3 separate regions of the Mus musculus genome follow, and all the other regions are linked to region 3. A link is a loop called in an ENCODE intact Hi-C map of the cell type or tissue named here. Cell type or tissue: heart. All regions are shown on one strand.

The links. Hi-C counts contacts between places; a loop is a spot of excess contacts. Peaks named below come from ENCODE experiments on the same cell type or tissue, not always from the same donor. Only the 100,000 strongest peaks of a DNase experiment are listed, where the experiment ranks them.
Region 1: it touches region 3 in a loop (2.0-fold over the local background); 2 of 42 quality-filtered maps call a loop at or near these places.
Region 2: a loop joins it to region 3, with 2.6 times the contacts of the local background. A loop is called at or near these places in 2 of 42 quality-filtered maps.

The regions. Positions count from the first base shown.
Region 1 is chrX:11,948,808-11,956,807 of GRCm38, forward strand. No RefSeq gene overlaps it. Among named protein-coding and RNA genes, the nearest start is that of Gm34301, 49 kb to the right of the region's middle. In heart, no CTCF peak of the experiment used is centred here; DNase peaks (open chromatin) are centred at 3,584 and 7,564; H3K27me3 peaks cover 724 bases.
Region 2 is chrX:11,836,575-11,844,574 of GRCm38, forward strand. No RefSeq gene overlaps it. Among named protein-coding and RNA genes, the nearest start is that of Gm26314, 9.9 kb to the right of the region's middle. In heart, no CTCF peak of the experiment used is centred here; DNase peaks (open chromatin) are centred at 3,177 and 3,937; H3K27ac peaks cover 3,481 bases; H3K27me3 peaks cover 1,127 bases.
Region 3 is chrX:11,891,007-11,899,006 of GRCm38, forward strand. Gm52427 (a long non-coding RNA gene) reads right to left here and starts at 4,249. Exons shown (of 3, transcript XR_003953078.1): 1 at 4,163-4,249; 2 at 1,740-1,860. In heart, no CTCF peak of the experiment used is centred here; a DNase peak (open chromatin) is centred at 4,595; H3K27ac peaks cover 1,865 bases; H3K27me3 peaks cover 2,924 bases.

The sequences.
Region 1 (8,000 bases), 58 kb after region 3:
GCTCAGCGGCTCCAATTGGCAGTCATGATAGAAATGTTGGGACTGGTGGCCATGTTGAAACTGGAGAACATTGAATCAGGAGCAATGTTTGAACTGGTGACTCTTTCGGAAAGGGTCCATCCCAAACCAGGCATTGAGATCTTATTATTGCATAAATACTACTAGTTCCTCTTCCCTGGTCACCTTAACTTCTCATTACTCAGGAGCCAGCCCGTATATATTCAACCTGGCACAAAAGGTGCCACCTTGGGCTTTAGAGCTGTTCCTTTAAAACAATACAATTTAGTCTCCCTGCTTACCATATGAAAGTCAACACTTTCATACACTATATAAAGTTGAATGTTAAAAAATAATAGCTTTTGTGTTAGAGTATATGCTTTCCATATTCATTTTCCATGCTTCAGGATAAAATATACGATCATTAAGTCACTACAGTAAGTGGCAAAGCAAGATTACTGCTTTCACATCTGGTATGGGTTGCTAATAATCTTGTGTTAACCTAACATTATGGTTAGAAGATATTGCTTTTAAAGTCTTTGGGATGCAGTGTGCCTGACAAAGTGGATTTCAGAAGACCAACAGAAAAGGGAAATAGAGGGAGGTAAAGAGTATGGTTTTATTGGGAGGTGTCTTTTAAAGCACTTTAGTATGGAGAAGTTCAGACGTGTGAAAGCCCAGAGAATTGCAGAGAGAAAGCTGTGACACTATCACCAGCTTCAACAGCCAGCCAGCCAGGGCTAATCCCTTCCCCCATCTCTCATGAGGTTTTGCAGTAAGCCTCATATACCAAACTTCATTCACCTGGGGATACTCATTTGGGTTAATAATATGAAGGGTTATTGCCAAGAAGCCTCTTTCGACACCCTCCCTTGCCAGGAAACTGAGAAGAGAGCTCAGTTGGAGCCAGCTCTCAGGGGGCCAGGAAGTTGCTCTCCAGTTGCCCCAGTGGATCCAGGGTAGAAGACTGTGTTCAACCTAAGGAGGACCAAGAATGAGAAGAAGGGCTGCGTGTTGCCAGTGCCACCTGGATCTCTGGCACCATGAAAAGGATGGAGAAGAGAAAAAGCCAAAAGAAGGGATTGGCAGGATGCCTCAGCACATAAATGCACTTGTCACCAACTTTGATGACCTGAGTTTGATTCCTAGAACCCACAAGGCAGAAGAAAATTACCTTCTTCAATGTATCCTCTAACCTCTAGGTGCACACAGGCATGCACAGGAAAATAAAAAAAAAGAAATGTAAAAAGTAAATTTTTTTTGAGATGAGTTCTCTCTATTATGTAGCTCTGGCTGCCCTAGAACTCACTCTGTACACCAGGCTGTCAAAGAACTCATAGAGATCCACCTGCCTCGACCTTCCAAGTGCTAGGATTAAAGGCTTATGCCATGATGTCTAGCAATGAAAGAGAAGAAGAAGAAGAAGAAGAAGAAGAAGAAGAAGAAGAAGAAGAAGAAGAAGAAGAAGAAGAAGAAGAAGAAGAAGAAGAAGAAGAAGAAGGAAAAATGAAGAAAAATGAACTGAAGGGACTGAGGAGATAGCTCAGTGGGCAAAACATTTACCATGCAAATGTGGAGAGCCAAGTTCAGATTCTCCTTACTAAAAGAAGGCCAGCTAGCCTGAAGTGACCAAGTAACCTTGTCACAAACAAGGTAGAAGGCTAGGACTGACACCCTAAGATTGTCCTTTAATCCCCAAATGCATGCTACAGCATATGTATGCCTGAACTCATACGCTCAGACACATGCATATGAGAGAGAGAGAGAGAGAGAGAGAGAGAGAGAGAGAGAGAGAGAGGAAAGAGAGAGAGAGAGAGGAAAGTAAACCATGATTGTCATTAGAACAACATTAAGAAGAATCTCTCAGCCATGAGGTGACACTATCATGAATGGATCAATGCCTATATTAGTTAGTTATTAGTTAGTTTTTTATCACTATCACAGAACCTGACAGGAACAATGTAAGGGAAGATGGATTTGTTCTGGTTCATGGTTTGATGGGTTATCAGTCCATGGTGACATGGAAGACATGGATGCTGTTGTCATCCTATTGCTGGCAGTGGGAGGTTATGGCTGTTTCACATCTTGGTGGATCAGGAAGCAGGTATGGGACTAGTCCATCCCCATGGTCTATGTGTACTAGCCAAGACCAATGTCTCAAAGGTTCCATAGCTTCCCCCAAACTGCATTACCAGCTATGGACCAAACACAGGGGCCTGTGAAGAACATATTAGACTCAAACCATAAGCTGCCACAAAGGCTTTATGGGAATGGTTTCTCTCCTTCCTTCCACTCTTCATGCGGGAGGCAGCGTTCCTGTTCCTACTGCTGACAGTGATCAGCTCGGTCATCCCTTCTTGCTTATGTCAGGCTCAGATTTGCTATTAAACAGCAGTTGAAAATAATTCTATCTGATACAGAAAGGTGAAGTGGAAACCTTCCACTTCTAAGCATTCTTTGGAAAGTCAGTGGTGTTGGATAGTGTTTTGCTGGGGCCAAATGTGAAGGAGTGTTTTCCTGAAGTGGACACAGGTGAAAGGCTAAGGCAGACTCGTGAAAGAACGTTTGTTTAGCTGAAGCAGACAGAAGTGACAGGGTGTGTGATAAAGGATTCTTCACTAACAACACTCATGTGTTGGTCCACCTTACACTGCATAATTAAGCTACATTTGTCAGGACTCCACAGAGAGGAATGCACCAAAAAACTTCTGGTGGTGTGCTGCAGTTTCTTGCCATTTCTGTAGACTCAAGCTGATTGGCAGAGTGATGGCAGCAGAGTCAGACTCAGGTGCTGAGGCAAGACCTGTTGGGGAGAGAGCATCCACAGACAGTGATGGAGGCTGAGCTTGGCTTGCTTATAGAGCAAGCTGCGCAATGTTTGTGGGTCTCTCATCTTTGCTGATCTGCACTTCACTAAGAGAGGCACAGCCTGACTTTCCTCCTGGTCCCTCCTGCTGATTTATACCAAGGCTGAGGCCTGGCTGTCTCTGCTACGTAGTGCCATTGCTGCTGATTCATGCTTGCTATCCTGACTCTACCGAACTGGACTGCTGGTGTATCTGTGAAGTGTTTGTGAGTAAATAGAGCTGCTGCTGCTAACCTGGGAACTGAACTGTCAATTTTCAGACAACACAGACAGGATACTCCAAAGAATCATTTCTAAACAGGCTCACTTCCCTCGTATCCTTTCTTTTCCACTACCTCTGGTGGGTGGTGGTCTAAAAGGGAGGTTAAAGTGTCTGAGAACCATCATTTTAAAAAGGTTTGAAAGGTCCTGAGGGGTAAAAAATGTAGCTCAATTTGGTAGAGTGCTTACCTAGCATGTGGCAGGCACCCTACAATCCATCCCATGCACTGTAGTAACAGAGGAGTATGGTGGTGCATATCTGTAATCCCAGCACCTATGAGCCACCCTCAATCAAACAACGAGGAAGAATCCCTGGGTTTATTCCAGAGCTCCCACAGGCAAGGCAAGCATTAGAGAGCTCCTCACCCCACCCCAACTCTGGCAGCTGGAAGTCCAAGATCAAGGTATCCATAGAGATCCAAACTTCCCCATTTGTGACTCACCACTCCTTCCTCCCTCTGTGCCCCTCCTTCTAAGGACACTGCCAAGGCCAGCCAGCTGTATTGGACTAGGGCCCAAGCTAACGACCTTGTTTGAATTGGATGACCTCTGGAATGACCCTGTCTCCAAATAAGGTGACATTTGAAGGCCCTAGAAGTTAGAAGAATGTGGGGTGGACATAGTTTAGCCCATGACAGAGAGCACATCTGTGGTCATCTTGAAAAAACTCATTGTCACAAGGAAAAGGCAGTCAGATTTAAGGGTGCACACTTGGAATCCTGGCACCAGGGAGGCTGGGGCAGGAAGATCGCTTAAAATTGAAGCCAAGCACAGGCTACATAGTGAATTCCAGGCCAGCCTGTGCTACCAAGTAAGAATCTGTCTCAAACAAAATAAAACAAGAACCCTGTTGCTTGTATCTCCTGGCTACCATCTACATTCTGTCTAACAGACTGGCTTCTCCACAGAGCAGACATGGTAAATTCTCTCCCATATGAAAGGGACAAGTCAGAAAGAGTCTAGAGGGTTTTGACACCAGGCAGTCCTACATCTCTTTTCTAACTGTGCAACTGTCCAGCTGTCTGGCTTGGCTTGTTGGAGCCTTCCCAGTCTAAGAGATGCCTTGTCTGTGAAACACAAATGCAATCTTTAGCCTGTTGAGTTGTCCTAAGAATAAAATCATGTGCTACATTTGTATTAGCATTTCCTCACTTACAGACAGAAAAAGAAAAGAAAGAAATATGGCTTCAACAAGTTAGGGAACTGTTTGCTACTTACAAAGGGAGGTTTTCTAAGACTAGTTACAACAGCCCTACAACATCACCGATCAGATTGTTTCTCTTCTTCTTCTTCTAGCATCCTCACTATGTAGCTTTTATTCTCATCTTCAAGGAATAGCTGCTGCACCTCCAGGTATGAAGTCCAAGTTCAATACAGGAAAATGGAGAGAAGGAGGAGAAAAGATTAAAGTGGCATGTCAGCTGAGGTGGCCATTTAGCAAAAGCTTTCTCAAAGACCCACTGTAAGACTATAAGTACAATTGAGCAGTAAAGTCCTTCTATATATAGCATGTGTGAATCTCTTGGTTCAATCTCTAATACCACACAAACAGTAATAACAATAAAATAAATCACTACTGTCTTCCAGCTTCTTTCACTTATATATAATTAAGCAGTCTTGGTCACATGGGTACTATAGCTGCAAGGGAGTCTGGAGTCGATTATGCATTCTGCATAATAGAAAGAGGCAAGTAGAAGATAGTGCAGCCATCCACAGTATATGCAGGCTCAAGAATTTAATAAATGTTTCCTGGAACCAATTTTGGATAAAGCCATACCTCCCCATCCTCTCTGGGTCACTGAGATGGCTCCAGGTCTAAACCCTGCCCTAAGATTTCCCTTCATCAGTAGGAATGAACAGGTAGACAGAATAGCCTGAATGCCTTCAAACCATCCCACGTCAGCTTTTCCTTCAAACATGGTCACCAACAAAACTTCAGGATGCTGCAAAGGACATTGGGGAACTTGGCCCCAAAGCTCAGGGGCTCTACCACAAATCTACAAGGGCTAACTAGGGACATGAAAAGATGTGGAGTTGTGATAGAAAGAGAGAGGGTTTGTTTAGAGAATTGGCTGCCCTTCCCCAAGAACCGGATAGACCTTAACTGGAAGCCAGCAACCCTCCCAGCATATGGGGGCTACCCAACATGTCCAGCCAAAAGACTGATTTTTAAGAATGTTTATTTTTCCTAAGGATCTGGGAGCACAGTCTTGAGCATACTACAAAGTACTATACCACTAAGCTACATCTCTAGTCCTCAAAATCCATTCTACACAAAATTCTTATTATGTTTATTTTGGGGGGATATATGTGTCTATACCAGTGTGGGCACTCACATACCACAGAGCATGTGTGGAAATCAGAGGACAACTTATGGGAGTTGGCCATCTTCTTCCACTATGTGATAACTTGATTGAACTCAGGTTATTAAGTTTAGTGGCAGGTGTCTTTATCTGTTGAGCCACCTTGACAGCCTCGTTATTTGGTTGTTTGGTTGTCTAGTTGGTTAGCTGGTTGCTTTTGAAGACAAAGGCTCATTATGGAACCCAGGCTTGCCTCAAACTCCCTATATGAGCCCAGGCTGAAGGTTCAGGTCTTACAAGGTCCCAGGCATTGCTAGAAGTATAGCTGTGGTAGAGTGCTTGCCTTGGTAGTGTGTGCACAGTCCCAGGTTTCAGCAATGGATACAATTGATAAATCAAACCCTTTACAAACTAGGAATTTGAAAAAGCTCACTAATGGAATGTTTTACTCAATAAAGCAACCTTACAGACATGGGGAACGATTATATTTATACATACAAACAGTAATACTCACGTACCTTCATATGTACAGATTGTTGCGCTTAGGTGTGGATCTGAGGACCCCAGGAAGGGCAGGAACATTAGGCATTGCAGTAATGGGGCTTTGGTATCAATGGCATGTCAGGAGGCAGCAGGAAAAGGAGCCTGTGACAACCCTATCCAGAGAGGTGTGGCGTGGCAAATAGCATTTACTGCATTGCTCTGGAAGCCAAGTTTGCCTGTGTGGCCCTCATTTCCAGGTTCCCACCCTCCAGCTGCCCTTGCCCCACCTCCCACCAGACCTTCTTTATCTAGTGAAACCTGTCTCATCCTCCCAAATCCAATTTAAAGGTGGTGTCTCTGGACATCTCCTCATAGTGAGACTTTAGGCTAAGAGCCTGACTCCCCGGTGCCACAGCCCCAAGGCAGGTAGAGAGTTCATGCACTCACAGCCTATTGACTGTTTCCTCAGCTCTGCTAGGCCAAACAAGGAACTGATTTACTCCATCCCTATGGTCCTGCTGTCAATCAACACCTTGTACAAATGGAAATATATCCATTTTTTCAATTGCCTTTTCGTAATTTCAAAAAGTAATATGTTCCTTCCAAAAGGATAGAAAGAAAATTAAATGAATCACACATCCAGAGATAAACACTGATAACAATTTTATGTCCTTCAGTCTTTCCCTATAAACTTTTTGTTTTATGAAACTGAAATTCTATTGAATATATAGTGCAGTGCATTATAGAACAATTATTTCTCAAAAATGTGATTGTACCATTCTTGCTATTCTTTTCTGTGTCACTTTCTCCCCCCCTCCTGAGCCTTTTAACAATAGCTTGTAGCCACTGTAGAAATTTTGAAAAATTACACATCAAAAAAGGTATAAAAAATGTAAATTGTCTATAATTGCCTGCTATAGGTTTTTCTAAGAGCCAACAGCTCAGCATTTCCTTTCAGTATTTTTTTATGCATTAATTTTACTGCATTTGTTTCTGGCATAATCACAGCAAATTTCCAAATGATTCCTATCCCAAAAGTGGAAAGGTGTTCCTTCTGGATGGGTCACGTCTGGGGCCAGCAGGGGTGACTGACTCACTCTAGGTCTCCACCCCAGGCCCACTGGCCCTGGTGGCAGGGCCTTTTGTCTGTCCCTTGTGTTTCTTTGTCAAATGATCTCCTTCAACCTTAACACTCTTGGAGGTTTTCTTAACAAAGCTAAATCTATGTGCCTCCCTAGGACTCCCAAGCCATAGGCCTCTCCGTTCCCAGAGGCCTCCCCTTCCCAGAGCCTACTCACCACCAAAGCATTTATCAGGGGGGTCTGATGGGCTTTAACAGACAGGAATCAGCCCCTGACTGCAGGTTGGCAAGGCCAACTCTGGTGACACTATGTTCATGTGAACAAGAAGTGGCAGGCTGCAAGGAAGAGCTAGTCATGGGGCCACCCCAGCAGGGGCTCCACGTGTTCTTTACCCGTGGACCTGGGCCCTTATTACAATGGAGCCAGGCTGGCAAACTTCCCTCTTTCTGTGGCACATGCAGGTGTCCAAATAGGCTGGCCCCGGAAGGCTGGTCCTGGGTCTAGAACTGACACCATGCCTTAGAAAAGGAAAGCTATCCCAAGGTCAAGACCTCATCAAAGGCCTTCCTGGAGGAACTGAACAGGAAAAAGGCACTTCCCCTGCGCAGCAGAGTTCCCTGAAGCATGCTTCCTGAAGGTTCTGTTCCCCACCCCAAGGATCCTGGGAAGAGCTGATAAGGATCCGAGAGAGGACAGGGAGGGTGAGAAGAGGGTTGATTGAAGAAGAAAGAGTAAGAGACAGACAGAGACAGAGACAGAGAGACAGAGACAGAGGAGTCTTCCCACAATGTACTGATATTTTTTTTTCTGGTGCTGAGGATGGAGCCCAGAGCACATGCTCTGTCACTAGCCACAGGTCAGTCATTGTTGCAGTGGCGATTTTGCTGTTTAGTTTTTGTTTTGAGACAGGCCTGACCATGCAGACTACACTAACCTCAAACTGATAACCCCTCCTGCCTGCTAGGCTGCCACTGCTGGCTTTGGAATTGCCAAGGATCTGCACTGCTC
Region 2 (8,000 bases), 54 kb before region 3:
GGTGTCTCTTCACAGCAATGTAAACCCTAACTAAGTCAGCAGATTCTCAACAAACCTCACCAAGATGTCAGCACGTCACGCAATTACCTTAGTGTTTCTAGATTTCTCCTTCCAGTGAGTTTACAGTGATTACCAGTCACCATGGACCACCTGCCATCCTCTCCCCTACATTTTGTGACAAATGGAAAACAGGGCAACATTGCTTATGGGTAGACAACCAAGGTAGGACTGTCTGTGCCCAGAAAGTCATCATCCCCTGTGGTATCAAGTGAACAGACCAAAGCTCTGACCTCATTTCTTTGGCATGGTCTCGACTGGTGTGACTTTTAGCCATCACTACACAATCCTGGGCCAGGGGATCTTTGTTCCCAGTGCAGACACCCCATAGGAAAAATTAGTCGGAGGTAGAAGATGGGAAACTGACACTTGGATTCCTCCTGCTCCAAGGCTGGCTGACTATAACCCAAGATTCCAAGAGCAGACTCACATGGCTAGATGCCACAGGCTCGAAAGTCCCAGGATCACGGGTACACTGTGGTTGATGCAGTGAAAACGCTAATAAGCCAGAGCCGTGATGGGAGAAATAAGGGAACAACAGGAAGAAAAAGCATTGTTGGGAAGGCAAGGTAGCACTCTTCTTTTCAAAGAACTCAATGGAATTTCCGTAAAATTCTCAAATAGTGTTGGTCTTAATGACACTCTTAAAAGCATCCTTCTTCAATTCCACTGTGACCAAATATCAAGTGCATGTGGTGCCTTGCATCAAGTAACGTTGGTTTATTTTTTTTTTAAGTTAGAAATAATAGGGCTCTGTAGTGACTGAATCAGGAACACAGTCCCTGGACACTTGTCAACTGTCTCCCTGCTGTGGCTGCTCACCTCAGGCGTGGGTTTGCCTGCAGGCTCTGGAGTGTTCTCTCACACAGCGTAACAGCTCTGGCTCTGTCCTGGGTCACTGTCACCCTAAGAACACCAAAAAGGGGGTGTGGAGGAAGAATGGAGAGGAGCAGAGGAGGGAAGTGGAAAATCAGGGAGGAATTAAGTGGAAGGGGAGCCAAGAAGTGCTAGAAAAGAAAGGAAAATGAGAGGAACTAGGGAGGAGGGGAAGAAAGGGAGGGGACACGAGAGGAGGAAGGCGTGGGGAGAGAATTCTACTGGGGTGGAAAAGCAAATTCCTCAGCCTGCGATAAACAGAATCCCAGCTGCAGCAAGATGACTCCAGCGGGGGAATCATTCAAACTGTGAATTCCTGAGAATGGAAAATGAATTCATCTGCACTAGTGGATGGAAAACTCAGGGACGATGGTGCCTTGGTAGACTCAGTATTGCATGCCCCCTCTACCTGGGCTTGGTCACAGTAGTGAGTGATAAAAGGGGACAGGAGTTAAGGGTTGTGTACAGCCACGTACCCAGCAGCCCTCTGGTCAAGTTACTTCAAGTCCCGAGGGGCACAGAAGGAAAACCAAGGCTGGAGGACGGGAGTTAGAAGCTGAAAACTGAGGTGAAAAACCACAAGGCTTGCAGCTAGAGACAGGTCTGAGAAGCCCTGGTGGTGGGATGACCTGAAGATGAGACCCTACAAAGTTGGGGCAAAGAGGTGGGCGAAAGGAAGAAAGCTACCGGACAGCTGAGAACAAAACCCTCTCACACAGTGGGTGTGGTGGTGCTGGCCTCTAAAAGCAGCACTCTGGAGGCAGAGGTAGATAGATCTCTAAATTCCAGGTCAGCTTGGTCCACATAGTGAGTCCCAGGCCAGCCAAAGCTACATAGTGAGACCTTATCTCAAATACACACACACACACACACACACACACACACACACACACAAACACACACACACACCATACACACACACACACACAAACACACAACACACACCCACACCATACACACCACACACACAAACACACAACACACAACACACACACACACCATACACATACACACACACACACACACATACACACACACCACAACACACATACCCCCCCACACACACATGGGAAGTAACTCAACAGTAGGGTTCCTGATTGCCAGAAAGGCCTGATTCATTCCAACATTTAAGACAGATGAGTCGTGTAACTTCCCCCTCCAGAACTCACTATGGGCTGAAGCTAGGGTGAGTCTCTTGTTACAAAAGGAATGGTCTGTCCTCTAAATTCATGAAGGGAAATCTCAACTCTTAAGGTGATGAGACCTTTGGGAGATGATGCACTCTGGTGAGGGTGGTAGAACCCTGCCCAATGTGTCTAGTACCTTGGCCAAAGAGACCTCAGAGTTCCTCCCTCTTTACACATACAAGGGTGCAAGGAGGAACACCCTAGAAAGGAGTCTCCCCAGAACTGACCCCCAACCTCTAAAACTGTGAGGACTACTTCAATGTCTTGTCGGCTACCATGCCTATGGTTTTTGGCTGTAGTAGCCCAAATTGAGTAAGGCACTTTGTAGAGAACTTTACAATTGGTTGGCTCTCTCCCCTTCTCACCCTACTTCTGCTCTGCCCTTATAGTGTGTCTGGATTCCCCTACAAATCCTCACTTTGGTTTGTTTTGGGGGAAACAGAAGTAATAGGTCTGGCTGGACAGTAATGACAGTTGTCACAGGAGGCCCCTCACAGTGGTACAGTGGTACAGTGGTCAGTGGTCATGCAAAAGAGAAATCAGAAGCTCAGCTACGGGAAAGGACTTGCCCAGGGTGGCACTCAGGTGAGCCAAACTGCCTTCCTTGGCCCAGTATTGCCAACTGCCTTGATGGCCCACTAACAAGAGATAGGCTTTACCAGCAGTCCTGTGAGAAGCCCTAGAAACTTCAGAAAGGAGCTGGAATCTCCTGGGCCCCACTGCCAAGGCAGTCCAGGGCTAGTTAGGCATTCAGAACAAAGGCGAGAAATGCTCCTATCCAAGACATCCGAGAGGGGATTGATTCCTTACCATTGACAGACTTCTCCAAGTCAAGCCTGCACAGCCCCCAGAGAGCTGCAGCTAGAGGCCTACTTGTTAATCAAATCCTCAATCTCCACGTTTTTGTTTTTGTTTTTTTTTTTAAGGACAATTCCCCAAGACAGGACTTGATAGGAAGAGACCAGAAGCTGCTAAAACACCCTATGAATAAATGTTCAGGGTTCCGTCCGGAGACACCCACGGTGGCTGATGAGTCATCCCAGGGCCAGCTGTCACCACAGAGAGCTATATATAGAAGGGACAGGCCAGAGGGGTGCTGGGACCTAAGGCAAGGGGGAGAAACACATACCTAGGAGGTGAGGCCCCAGCTGGGGGACAGGGCCAGATCACTTGGAGACTATATACTTAGCTCCCCGAAAAGAGAATGTGGGTCAACAATTTCCCAGCAGAGCCCTGTGTGTGAACTGGAAGCCACTGGCAACAGGGCTGGACTCCAGCTCTGCCAGCGCATTAAGGATGAACAGTGCTAGCAATAGTAACGCAGGGAGGCTGATTTTGTGCGCTCTTCGCGGGGCCCCTCTCCAGCTCCTCAAGTGTACTGGAAGCGGGCATTTGCATGCCACTGATTAAGCAGCAGGCTGGAGTGCGGCCTCCAGGCTTGGTTAGGCTAGACTATCACTGTATGCTTGCCACCAGCTGTATGTGGCTATTGAGCTTGCTTAGATGTGGTCAGTTCTAAATTGAGATTTGCTGTTAAGTGTGAAAGACGCAGGGGGATTTCTAAGGCTCAGTTTCAAGAAAATAATGTGGAACACCTCATTAATATCTTTTTTGCCTACATTACATACTGAGATGGTAATATTTTGGATAAATGGTAATAAATAAAATATATTATTCAAATTACCCTCGCCTGTTTTCTTTTGAATGCTGTTCAAGTTCTATTTCTATTGGACAGTGCTGGGTTACAGGCTCGAGGCCAGAACCTTCAGGAAATCCTGGCTATGCCTTCTCCTGATGAGTCCAGCCTGCTTCCTGGTTCAAGGCTGCTTTGCAGACAATGCCAGCAGCCAGCTGCAGCTCTGCCTTCGCCTGGAAGATCCAGGCTACACACAAAATCCCCTAAGTGGCTATGACTCCAAAACTCACCCTGCATGCCTTCATCGAGAGCAAAGGGACAAATCTTGTCTGCAACTGTTTCTTCCCTTTTCCCTGGGTAGCCCCCGAGGGAGTGCCACACCATGTGTGATGAGAGAGAGAGAGAGAGAGAGAGAGAGAGAGAGAGAGAGAGATCAAGCTACTTCTCAAATTGAAACAGCTCTTTCCTCACATGTACTACCTCAGAGAATGCAAGGAGCGAAAGGCGATGAGAGAGGCTTGAGAGAGTCAGACACAAAAATGTCACATCCGCTGTCCACTGAGACCTGAGCAGGGAGGAGGAACGAGTTTGCATGTGCATGTGTTGACCTGAGGAAAAGGTTCAAGAGGGTGTTGCAGGCACAACAGGGCACAACAGGAAAGAGATGGGCTCCGGGGGTGGGGGTGGGGTCCGGGAGTTAATAGGTCCCCTTTTGTATCACTTTAAATTATTCACATCAGAACAATGGAAAGAATATAGCAAAATAAAAAATGCATGGGACCAAGAGGGCCTGGATCCCTGTGCAGTGGAAACAGCACAGGAGGAGGAAGTCCTCAGAGATAACTGTGCACCTTAGATGACAGGCCTGGGATACACAGGGGTGTCCACAGTGCTCCTAGGCCAGCAGGGCCTGTCTTGGTGCTCCTTACCTCAGTCTTCTTTTCTCTCAAGCTGGTTGACATCTGGATCTATTCTGAGGTCAGCCCTCAGTGGCCAGGCCAGGACCCCCTGAATGACCTGCATTTAGTCTCATCAAAGCAGCATTCTGTGTTTGCAGATGAAGCTACCCCTAGACAGAAGCATTCTAAGCAAGTGTGCCCACCCTCAGTCATGCCTTTTGGGACGTCTATAAAGGAGATTTGGGGACAATTGTCTCTGTTTGCTCAGGTTCACACAACAAAACATCACAGACTAACTGGGCCCATGCAGGAAGCGGAGGATGGAGGACTGGAGGGCCAAGCCTGCCTGCCCTATAGAGCAAGGTAAAGACAAGACCCTGTCTCACGAAGGAGAAGGAGGGCTGCAGGTGTAGCTCAAGGGTAGAGCACTTGCTGAGCATTTGTGAGCCCCTGGGCCCAATCCCCAGCACCACAAGAAAGAAGAGTACTGCCAGCCAGCCGAGGACCTTAGACACCCCGTATTTACTTTCTCATGGTTCTGAACAGGTCAAGGGTCAGCTCCTTCTGAGGCGTTTCTCCTTGGCTTGAGGAGGGCTATGGTCCCTCCTTTTTTTCTGGGAGAGGGGTTGTAAGACAGGATGTTTCTGCATAGCCCTGGCTGTCCTGGAATTCTCTCTGTAGACCAGGCTGGCCTCGAACTCATGCCTGCCTCTGCCTCCAAAGTGCTGGAATTAATGGCATCCGCCACATGCCTGGCTGAGCACTTCTTTTTGAAAAAGTGTGTGTGTCTGTGTGTGTGTATGTGTGTGTGTGTGTATGTGTGTGTGTATGTGTGTGTGTGTGTGTATGTGTGTGTGTGTGTATGTGTGTGTGTGTGTATGTGTGTGTGTATGTGTGTGTATGTGTGTGTGTGTGTATGTGTGTGTATGTGTGTGTATGTGTGTGTGTGTGTGTGTGTGTGTGTATGTGTAGGAGTGTGCAGGACTACCTCATATGTAGATCCTTCTCACTTTCTACCTTGTTTGAGGCAGGGTCTCTTGCTGTTTGCTGGCATGTCGCCAAGGCTAAGTGGGCCAGTGAGCTCCCAGAAAGTCTCCCGCATCTGCCTCCTCCCATTTCTGCTTGGGAGTGCTGGCTTTACAGCTGTGTTAGCACATCTAACTTTACACAGGCTCCAGCGCTCTGAACTCAGGTTTTCACACTTGCATAGCAAGCACTTTACTCATTGAGCCATGGTCCAACCTCTGATTATGATGTCTCTTCGTCCAAGCTTCTTAAACTTATGCACATGAGTACACTGGTGCTGTCTTCAGACACACCTGAAGAGGGCATCAGACTCAGTAGAGATGGTTGTGAGCCACCATGTGGTTGCTGGGGATCGAACTCTGGACCTCTGAAAGAGCACTGCTCTTAACTGCTGAGCCATCTCTCCAGCCTACAATAGTTCTTACCACTGATAGCTTCCTACTGGTGTGGGAAACTCTCCATCACATAGGAAAAGCCCAGGAAAGAAGGGTTACAGACTTCTTTTCTACTGGGACATCCTTGTGTGGATGAGCTGAAACCTATAATGGCTCTTGGTCACTTTGAATATGTGTACATGCATGCACCCACTACCTCACAATTTTGCACAATGTATTGGAGGAGGGGGGCACAATTGAACCCATAACAAGGAAAAAAAAAACAAATTAAGGCCAAGCCAGACTTCTGCACCTGATAAAGCTCAGAATCCCATTGCTGCGCTCAGAGCCTCCTGCATGTGTACGTGCAAAAGCTGAAGGCAATACTCCTTCAGACCAAAGGCTTCTGCTGATAGCTGCTGTCTTCCATGGAGCAGTGTGCCTGGTTTAGCAGGAAAACTGATGGAACCAGAATAAAAGCTCTTAAACAAGGCTCTGTTCACTTAGTATGTTTTCACCAAGGAACGTGTCTCCAGAATGAATTAGGGCTTAATTTATGACCAGTTGGGACCTGTCTATGACTTTAAAAAGGGGGATGGGGTGGGGTGGGGATAGGCAATGAGCAAGATAGCACAACAAGTCACAGTAGAAAGATAGAACTGTCTCTCAAAACGGTCAAACTGTCCTCTGACTGCCAAATGTGCCAACACTCACAAACACACACAAACACCATACACATGCACACACATACACAACAACAATCAATTAAATTAATTGGAGCTCATGATGTTTCTCAATCAACAGAATGCCTGCCTAGCATACACCTAGAAAGTGCTGGGTTCTATCCCCAGCACTGCAGAAACTGGGTATGACGGTGCACATCTGTAAACATAGAACTAGGGAGATGAAGTCGGGAGAATCAGAAATTCAAGGTCATTGTCAGCTACATATAAGTTTCCATCCACCCTGGGATAAGTGAGATTTTAAAAATAAATGAATGAAATGAATGAATAAATAAAATTTAAGATTTAAGAAGGAAAACAAAAAAAAGCAGATAATATTTTGCAAGATGGTTGTAAGATCTTCCATAGCACGTGCCTTTCTTACATTCTGATGTTAGGGTTTTTTTTTCCCCAGACAAGGTCATATTCTATAGCCCAGGCTGGCTTCAAGCTTACAGTGATCTTCATTTCTTAGTCTCCCAAGTGCTGAGATCATAGGTGTGAGCCAACATGGCCCATCCCATCCAAGAACTAGAGTCCACGGACTGGGAAGATGGTTCACTCAGTACCTACATAAAAAGCCAGGCATCGTAGTATGCTCTTCTACGTACAGCTTGTAGTTCTAGTGTGCAGAGGCAGAGACAGTCAGGTCCCTGAGGCTGACTGGTCAGCCAACCTAGCCTAATGGGCAAGCCTCAGATTCCAGTGTAGAACATTGTCTCAAAAGGGGATGGGGGTTTTAGAGGGAGTGAGGAATAAGAGTGGTAGAAGGTAGCATTTGGAACAATCAAAGTACATTATACAAGTATACACTATTGTCAAAGAATGCAGCATAAATACAAAAAATGTTCAAAAACTTTAAAAAGAGCAAAGGTCCAAGCCAGGCATGGTAGTATATATCTACAATTCCAGTACGTAGGAACTGGAGACTAAGGCAGGAGGATGGCAAATTTGAAGCCACCCTGACTACATACTAAGACTTCGTTTAGAAAGTATTATTTTTACCAAACTATTTTGAAGAGTTGGAGTCTGTGACTTCAGTTCCCAGCACCCGCATTGGGCAGCTTACAACTGCCTGGAATTCCAACTCCAGGGGACCTGATGTCCCCTTCTGGCTTCTTTGGGGACTTGTACTCATGTGCACATACCCACCCAGAGATACACAGATAAAAACACATAAGTTTTAAAATTTTCTATTATTTCTACTTTCCCTTGTAGGGGGA
Region 3 (8,000 bases):
TTTGGCTTCCCTCTCTCCCTTCCCCTCCCACTCTCCCCACATGGTTCAGGGTCATGACCACTCTGGACTCTCCCAGATGTGTCTGCCTCTGGCTATGCTCTCCCTTATACTTATAATAAACTTTCTCCACCATACCTAGGAGCAGTCATGGCCTTTCCTTTCTTTTTTATTTCTTTTTTTTCTTATTCAGTTTGCTCCTATTTATTCGTCTTTTGCTCCACAGTCCCTGCTGTGCTGCTATCTCAGAAGCCTGCTAGTCTATGCCCAAATCTGAATTCTTTAACTTTCCCCAAGCTTGTTCCTCTTCCTTTCTAGTTCTGATCCAAGCCAGAAATCCAAATGGAAACAAAAGCAGAGACAGAAGAAATTGTAGAATCCCCTAGTATATTATAAGAGTGTGTAAAATCAAAATAAAGAGGGCGCAGGGCAGTGGAGATGGCTCAGCCAGAAAAAGTGCCTGTCCCATGAGCATATGGACCTGAATTCAGATCTCCAGAACTTACATTAAAGCCAGGCATGGTGGTACTTGTCTGTAATCCCAGATCTGGGGGCTGGGGAACCTCGGAAGATCTTAGAAGCCTGTTATCCCCCAACTTAGCCAACCAGTGAGCTCTGCATTCATTGTCTCAAAAACTAAGAAGGAGGGAGGCAGAAGATGAGAGATGTCATCTTCCAGCCTCCACGTGCATGTGGCGTGTACATGTGCCCACACGCGCACACACCTTCATGCACATGTGCCCATGAGAGACAGACAGAAAAGAACGAAGGAAGGGTACAAACAATGAGTAAAAAGGTTCAGTTGAAAAGGTATCTAAGCACTTAGGTGACCAGCGAAAGAGTGAACTCCAAAGCAGGAAATGCCAAACATACTTTGACTCTTCTTTGTTGTTCCTGAAACCTAAGGTCGCCTAAGTCAAGTCATTTCTGCACAAGCAAGGTGTCATAGCTTTGTTTGTCTGTTTCCTTTTATTGACATAATCACGATGTTTTTTTTTAATCTTTCCAGAAACAAGTTACAAGCCAAGAGCTCTGTGAGAGTTTTCTACCTCCTTCGAAACCTTTCTTCACCTCTCTATCCTCCCACCTTCCCATGACACAGTTCCAGAGGAGGAGTCCCCAGGATTCCAAGTTGGAAAGAGCAACTGTCCAGCCACGATCAATGTGTAATGAGACCTGTACACCCTCCTCCCCCTCACCTTACTTTCTTCTCTTTCTTCATGCCACCTTACCATGTGTTCCACCTGCGTCCATTTAAAACCAGGTCTAGGGGGAGGTAGGAATAAGAGAAAACCTTTGCAAAAAAAAACTTGGTCTGGTGTTCATGCCTCTACTCCCAGCACTGGGGAGGCTGAGGCAGGAGAATAGCAAGTTTGAGGCCAGCCTGGGCTGGAAAGCTAGCTCTCAAAACATGATACTTAGAAGCAACAGACAAGAGCTGGCTTAGAAACACAATTTTCTGTATGGTGTAGCTCAGTCTCCTCCAGCCTGACTTTACAGTTTGAATCAACAAAGTGCAAAGCTCACTGGCTAAGTGAATACCAGCAGTCACTGGCACTGGGGCGTATCTCCTTCTCTGAGAGGGGAAAACCCGCCCCATCCTCTGGGTCATCTTTGTTGGAGCTCTTAGCAAATGTATCACACACAGATGTCATGGAAAGACGAAGCCGAGGCCACAGCCAGTATTGTCACACTGTACGGCACTGGCTAAAAGCCACTCAATTCTCTGCCTACCACCTTACCTTTAACACAACCAGTCAAATCCTAACACTATGACAAGCAGGCTAGTGTCCTCCTTGATGTCCTAGAATGGTGCCCTTCCTGTCCTGGGTGGGCCAGCACGCCTCAGCTCTCCAAGATCACCTATAGAGGAAAGAGAATAGGAAACTGTGAGATCAAGCAGGGTAGACCAACTGTTTTCGAAAGCTCTGTGAGCCACAGAGTAGTCCTCACAGAAGAAAGGCCCCTACATACTGATTCCAAGTGCCACAGGTAAAATAAATCTTTCTGGCTTTCCCCCATAAGCTTTTAGGAGCCCAAAGGCTAATTGTCAAACTAATGTAAGGTTCTAGATTCTTAGAGAAAGCCAGAAAGGAGCCCAAGGTAAGTGTCACACCCAGTTATCCTTGAGCAACGTATCCAAAAGGGTTGTTTACTGCTGTCCCACCAGCACGTGAACCACCTTGGGCTGTCACTCACCAGAGAAGCCCTCTCTGACCCCAGGAGAACTACAAAACAAAGCCAAGGCCTCCTCCCAGTCTTCCAGGCTCCTGAGTGTTGTTTTTGGCTCCCACAGGACATCTGAAACGTGGTGGCCAGTGTGGGGGGCTAGGGCACCTTTCTCCATGCTTATTAAAAATCTTTTGTGTGGCACAGAATAAATCCACTTTATTGGGCTTGCTTGGCCAGCACTTAACTTCTTCATCCCTCATGATCTGTAACACTTTCGTTCCTGCCTGAGACCAAAAACCTTCCTCACCCTTTGGCTCTGGACTTCCTTTATGAGGCCATCATAATTAGAGAGTGGCCCAACCTGGTGGCCCAAGGTGCCTCCTCCTTCTCTCCACAGCCCTGCCGGGCCTCAAAGGACTCACACCTAGTGCCAGGCTGGAAGATCAGTCTGGAAGGAAAGCCAGTTGTCAAACAAATCATCGTTCCGGGAACACAAAGCCACAGGGACCCTCAGGGTGCTGCTGACACTCAGGCAGGCAGCATCAGAGAGTCTTGTCTCCTGTGTGGCACCAAAGTCCCAAGTTTGAAGACAGAAAGCTGGCTGCTGGCCAGCAACTGTAGCAGACACCTTATCTAAACAAAGGGAGGGGGCAAGGAGTGAGGGAGGGAGTGGGTGGACTCTGCGTGGGTGGTTTCCTGTTGCTTTTTTTTCTTTGATAGCCTTGGGTCTCTGTCTCTCCTCCTCCTCCTCCTCCTCCTCCTCCTCCTCCTCCTCCTCCTCCTCCTCCTCCTCCTTTTCTTCTAATCTATTCAGTTTTGTAGTATTCAACAACCAGGCGCTTGCCAAAACCTGGCAGTGATACCCACCCAGCCATTTCCAGTCCAAACGGCTCCTGTCAACTTTTATGACCCTGCGCTAAAACTCCAGGCATGTCTCTTATTTACCCAGGCTGTCTGGCCTTCCATTTTTCACGTGTGTGTTACCCCTGCAGTTGCTTCAACTTCCCTCTGGCCCTTAAAATGCCAGTAAACGCCCAGTCCAATTTAAGCTGGGAGGTGTGGAGTATTTCATCTCTTCGGGCGCCTGCACTGCTTAATGTCATTTTTGTCTCTGTTCGGCTTGGGACGCGAAGGAAGAGGACGACTACTGCATTGGGGAAAATTGCTCTTTCGCTGGAAACCATTGTTACTAATAATAGCCTCACCCATCAAAGAGCTAGCATGGCCCCTGCCTGCAGGGGTGGGGTGCACACATACCTGACTCAAAGGAGACATGGCTGGCCTAGGTCAGTGGGTGAGGGCCACAGCCATAGCCACTCCATGCCTTGGAACTGTGCTTACATTCTGGCCTTTCATTCTTTTAATCCTTTACACAAACACTGTGTGCATAAGCCAGCATCTCTCTCTCTCTCTCTCTCTCTCTCTCTCTCTCTCTCTCTCTCTCTCTCTCGTGTGTGTGTGTGTGTGTGTGTGTGTGTGTGTGTGTGTGTGTGCGCGCACGCGCAAGCGCATTGTGTCTTTGAAATCATCCCAGCAAAAGGAGGTCCATGGTTGAGCCTGACCCAGTGCAATGCAGAATATATTATTTCTTTCAGAGCATGGCTAGCAGATCTACACGTGAATCACAGATCAAACACGGCTAGCAGAAACAATGACAGGAAGCGCAGCCAGAATGAATCAATTCCTTGATCCTGCTATACCAAAAAATTAAAGCGGAGCACTCCCGGGGTTTTTAACCCAGATAAGACTTCAGCCATGGCCGTGTTTCCCATGTTCCTGCCTTGCTCCTTTTGACTCCCTTTTTCTGTGGATAAAATAGGGAATATGAAGTGAGCAGGGTCAGGTTCTTTTCGTTCATCTGGATTTTTAAAATGACATGTCTCTGTTCCTTGCCCCCAGTATATGCGCGCACACACACACACACACACACACACACACACGCACACGCACACGCGCGCGCACGCGCGCGCGCGCGCGCGTGCACAAGTTTTACCTTTTCCCCCAGAACCAAACAGGATATGGGTTCTACCATTTCTTCCAGCAGAGTGAGAAGGGAAAACACAGAAAGATCCTTTCAAGGTATCAGTTCCTAAAAGGGAAAAAAAAAATCTCAAAGCAAAGAAAGTTCTAGTTCCCAGCTTGCCATTCATTCTCCATCTGCAAGGGTGGATACAGCCCCTTCATTCTCGAAGATCTGTTTAAATATGTAGGTGGTCTGGCTCTAGTCAGCTGGGTTTTATGTCGGCATTGACCCCAGGCTGACCCCAGCCCTGAAGATCCCTCATAGCCCTGCTGGCAGAGAGCTGGAGGGTGGAGCTGGTTTGTGTACTGATGGGCCACTAAGGCCACCCTGTCGGGCTGGTCAGCTGCAGCCATGTCCTCTCCTGACCTCTGCTCTAATCCCGAGGACGCCCTTTATTTAGACACCACAGTCCAGCCTGATCTTCAAGTCCTGGCTTGACTGGCTGGCGTCAAGCCAGGCATGGCCACAGGCTGGCTCCAGAGGGCTCTCCCAAGGAGGCCACAGCAGACTGGGGAGGCAGGCCAGGCCCAGCAGGCTCTGGCAGAATAGACCAGAGATTCCATGCAGGTCTGACTTGCAGACTGGGTTAGGACTCCAGGGGTGATCCTGTCTCTGACCTTGGCTGTGGTACAACCATCTCTGATCCCCTTGTGCCCCTTGTATCTAGATCAGTGCTCCCCAACCTTCCTAATCTGTCACCCTTGTGTTGTGATGACCCCTACACACACCACAGAACTGTTTTCATTGCTACTTCATAACTGTCATTTTGCTACAGTTAGGAATAGTAATGTAAAGATCTGTTTTCCAGTGGTCTTAGGTGATCACTGTGAAGGGTTGTTCGCCCCCTGTCCTCCCTCAAAGAGGCTGTGACCCAATACTTAGGAACTGCTTATCTAGAGAGAAGGCTATGTGAGGCTGGAACAGACAGACATATAGATGCTGGCCTTGGACTACTTAGTAATGATGCAGTCTTGAACCAAGGTGGCCACCCTAAATAGAAAGAAGCGAGAATAGCATCATCGCCAGGAGACTCCAAAGGAAGCCTTGTAATCTTGGCCCGAGGAAGCTAACTGCTGCTCCCGTTTCCAGCTGTCAGTGTGTGGTCACTTGGCATGGCTCACTAAGGGCCACTGGGAAGTTCCAGAAGGACAGCACCAGGTACTAGGGCTGGAACTGTCCTGTATCTTAGGTTCTTCCCAACAACAAGTTAGTAAAGGAGCGAACTGTCAGGCTTTGCCCCAGTCTCACTGATTAAAAATGGAGAGTCCAAGAAAATGAGCATCTTATTCAAAGCCATCTGATGGCAAAGCTGGGACTAGAACAGCGGTCACCAAAGCCTAGTACTGTCCCCTTTCTATGAGTTGAGCCACCATGTCCAAGGCCACTGAAGCCACTCTGAACAATTCTAATGAGAGCGAGGGTTTAGCGACACATGTGGAAGAGCTTGGGCAGATCTCTCCAGGGCAGGTAGGACAAAGGAACCTCCTGCCCACTTTCTGGCCCTTGGGTGAGACTTGCATTTGAACAGATATTGAGGTCGCTGGACACCCCACCTGGACTTAGCTCTCCTCCCAAAGGAAAAGAAGTTGAAGACATACCTTCTTTCTCAGTGACTCACTTCAGAGCCCCATTGGGTCTCCCAGGCCCTCATATTCCTCTAAGGTGCTATGGGAGGGACTTAGGAAGAGGGCCACCACCCATGAGGAGCTGTGGAGCCAGAGAGCAAATCTGTATAGAAATGCTCATGGTAAGGGGGCAATTGTTCCACACTCCATCAGGCAGGTGTCCCCAAGAAGTCCCCTGCCATTGGGGGAAGCTTGCCAGAAGTACCGCACAGAGGATACAGCCTGGAAATTCCAACTCTAATCTGTGACCTCATGAGCCCTGGGGGAAAAGCCTGGGGGCACTGACATATCATGCTGTCCAGAGAGCCTAGGGCAGCCAGGGGATACAAAGCTCTGGCTCCCTCTCCCTCTCCCTCTCCCTCTCCCTCTCCCTCTCCCTCTCCCTCTCCCTCTCCCTCTCCCTCTCCCTCTCCCTCTCCCTCTCCCTCTCCCACTCCCACTCCCACTCCCTCCCTCTCTCTCTGTGTATGTGTGTGTCCCTCTCTCTGATCCCTTCCATCTTTCTATCTTTTTCTGTCCCTGACACCTCTCTCTCTCTCTCTCTCTCTCTCTCTCTCTCTCTCTCTCTCTCTCCCCCTCCCTCTCCATCCCCCTCCCCCTCTCTCCATTTGCACTCCATTAACTCCCCCACACCCCCACACCCCCACACCCCTGTAAGCTTCTCTCCACACTGGCTCACTGGCCTCTCCCGAAAGCACACACTCTATAGATTACAGGTGTGAGATTCCCACACCACGCTCCACTTCCCTAGCCATCCTACTGACATGAGGCTGTACTAAATAAAGCAAAACCAGCAAAGATTTGCTCACCCTTGCCCTCCAAGAGCCTCCAGTCTGATGAGGGGGCACCCTTTAGTGTACTCTGTAGCGCAATAGAGAGCTCAGGCTACCACCATGTGGAATGTGGGGTGAGCATAGAGATAAGAGTAAACAATCACAGGACCCCATCACCTAAGCCTGGCCCAGGGAGGCTCACCTAAGGGGTTCAAACATTCTCCAGAGGGCAGTGAGGAGCTGTGGAAGGTTTTTGAGATCCAAGTGTGTTTTTGAGAGTTTCCCATGGCTGTGTAGTGGGAAGATTTGAGAAATGCAGGGAGCTGGGCAAGGTGACCTTTTAGGTCTTTAAGCCTGGGAACGGGGGTGGGGGGGGGAGATGATGAAGAGTCGAAAAGTCACCAGGCAAAACAAGAATCACCTTGGAGCACCAAGAAGAAAGCAAGGCTGGCCAGCTAAGCACCACTCCCCAGGGGTGGACACATTTGGCAGCAAGCAGAGGGTATCCCTGTGTATTCTGTGCAGTTGGGCCCTGTACTATCAGACCTTGAGGCTGCCCTTCCCACCTCACACACAACAGAGAAGCCACAAGCAGTCCCTTTATTCCTTAGGATATGTGTAGTTGGGGCCCTTCCCCAGCTTAGTCCTGTCCTCTTCCCCCAGCCATGGTGAGGAATGTTCCGTCCCTGTCAGTGGCCTGAGAGGCTTGATTGGAAACCCCCCCCCCCCCAATTCTTCTCCACAGGCCCTCCACTGGGCCTTTCTACAAGTCTGCTGACAGACTTGGAGGTAGCCGGCTGAACTGAGGCCTGAGTTAAGACGAGGGACGGACGCTCCACATTAGCATGCTGTTCCACGCTGCCAGCTTTTCTCCAGTGTGTCTGGGCCGTTCTTGCCAAGCACTGTGTGGAGAGCTGCAGGGGACAGGACAGGACAAGGTGCCCAGAACCAAGAGTCCCGGAAGACAAGGACAATTTGTCAGGGTTCTGGGAACCACTGGAGGCCACAGGGTCCAGGGTTTACCCAGGCTGCCTGTAGCGGACAAGGTTTCCTGGCTCCTTGGGGGGCCCCTGACCAACAGCCTAGCCCTTCATGCCCCCCCCCTCTTTTGCCTGACTACCTCTTCCCTAATTTCCAAAGTCCAAGAGCAGAAGCCAACGGCTCTGTTCTCTGCTTGCTTGTTGGTGGTGCTGGAGATTGAACCCAGGGCCTCACGGCTGCTAGGCAAGTGCTTCACCCCCCAGCCACAAAGTAACCCCAGTTTTAATTCCTTTCTTTGTCAATCCACAGTCACAGAGACCAGACCAACCAATGAGGAATAACAACAGGGTAAGGGGCAGGGGCAGCTGCAGGGTCACTAGGAGGCAGCTACAAGTTTTTCAGGCTCCTGCCTCTTACGAGTTCACAGTC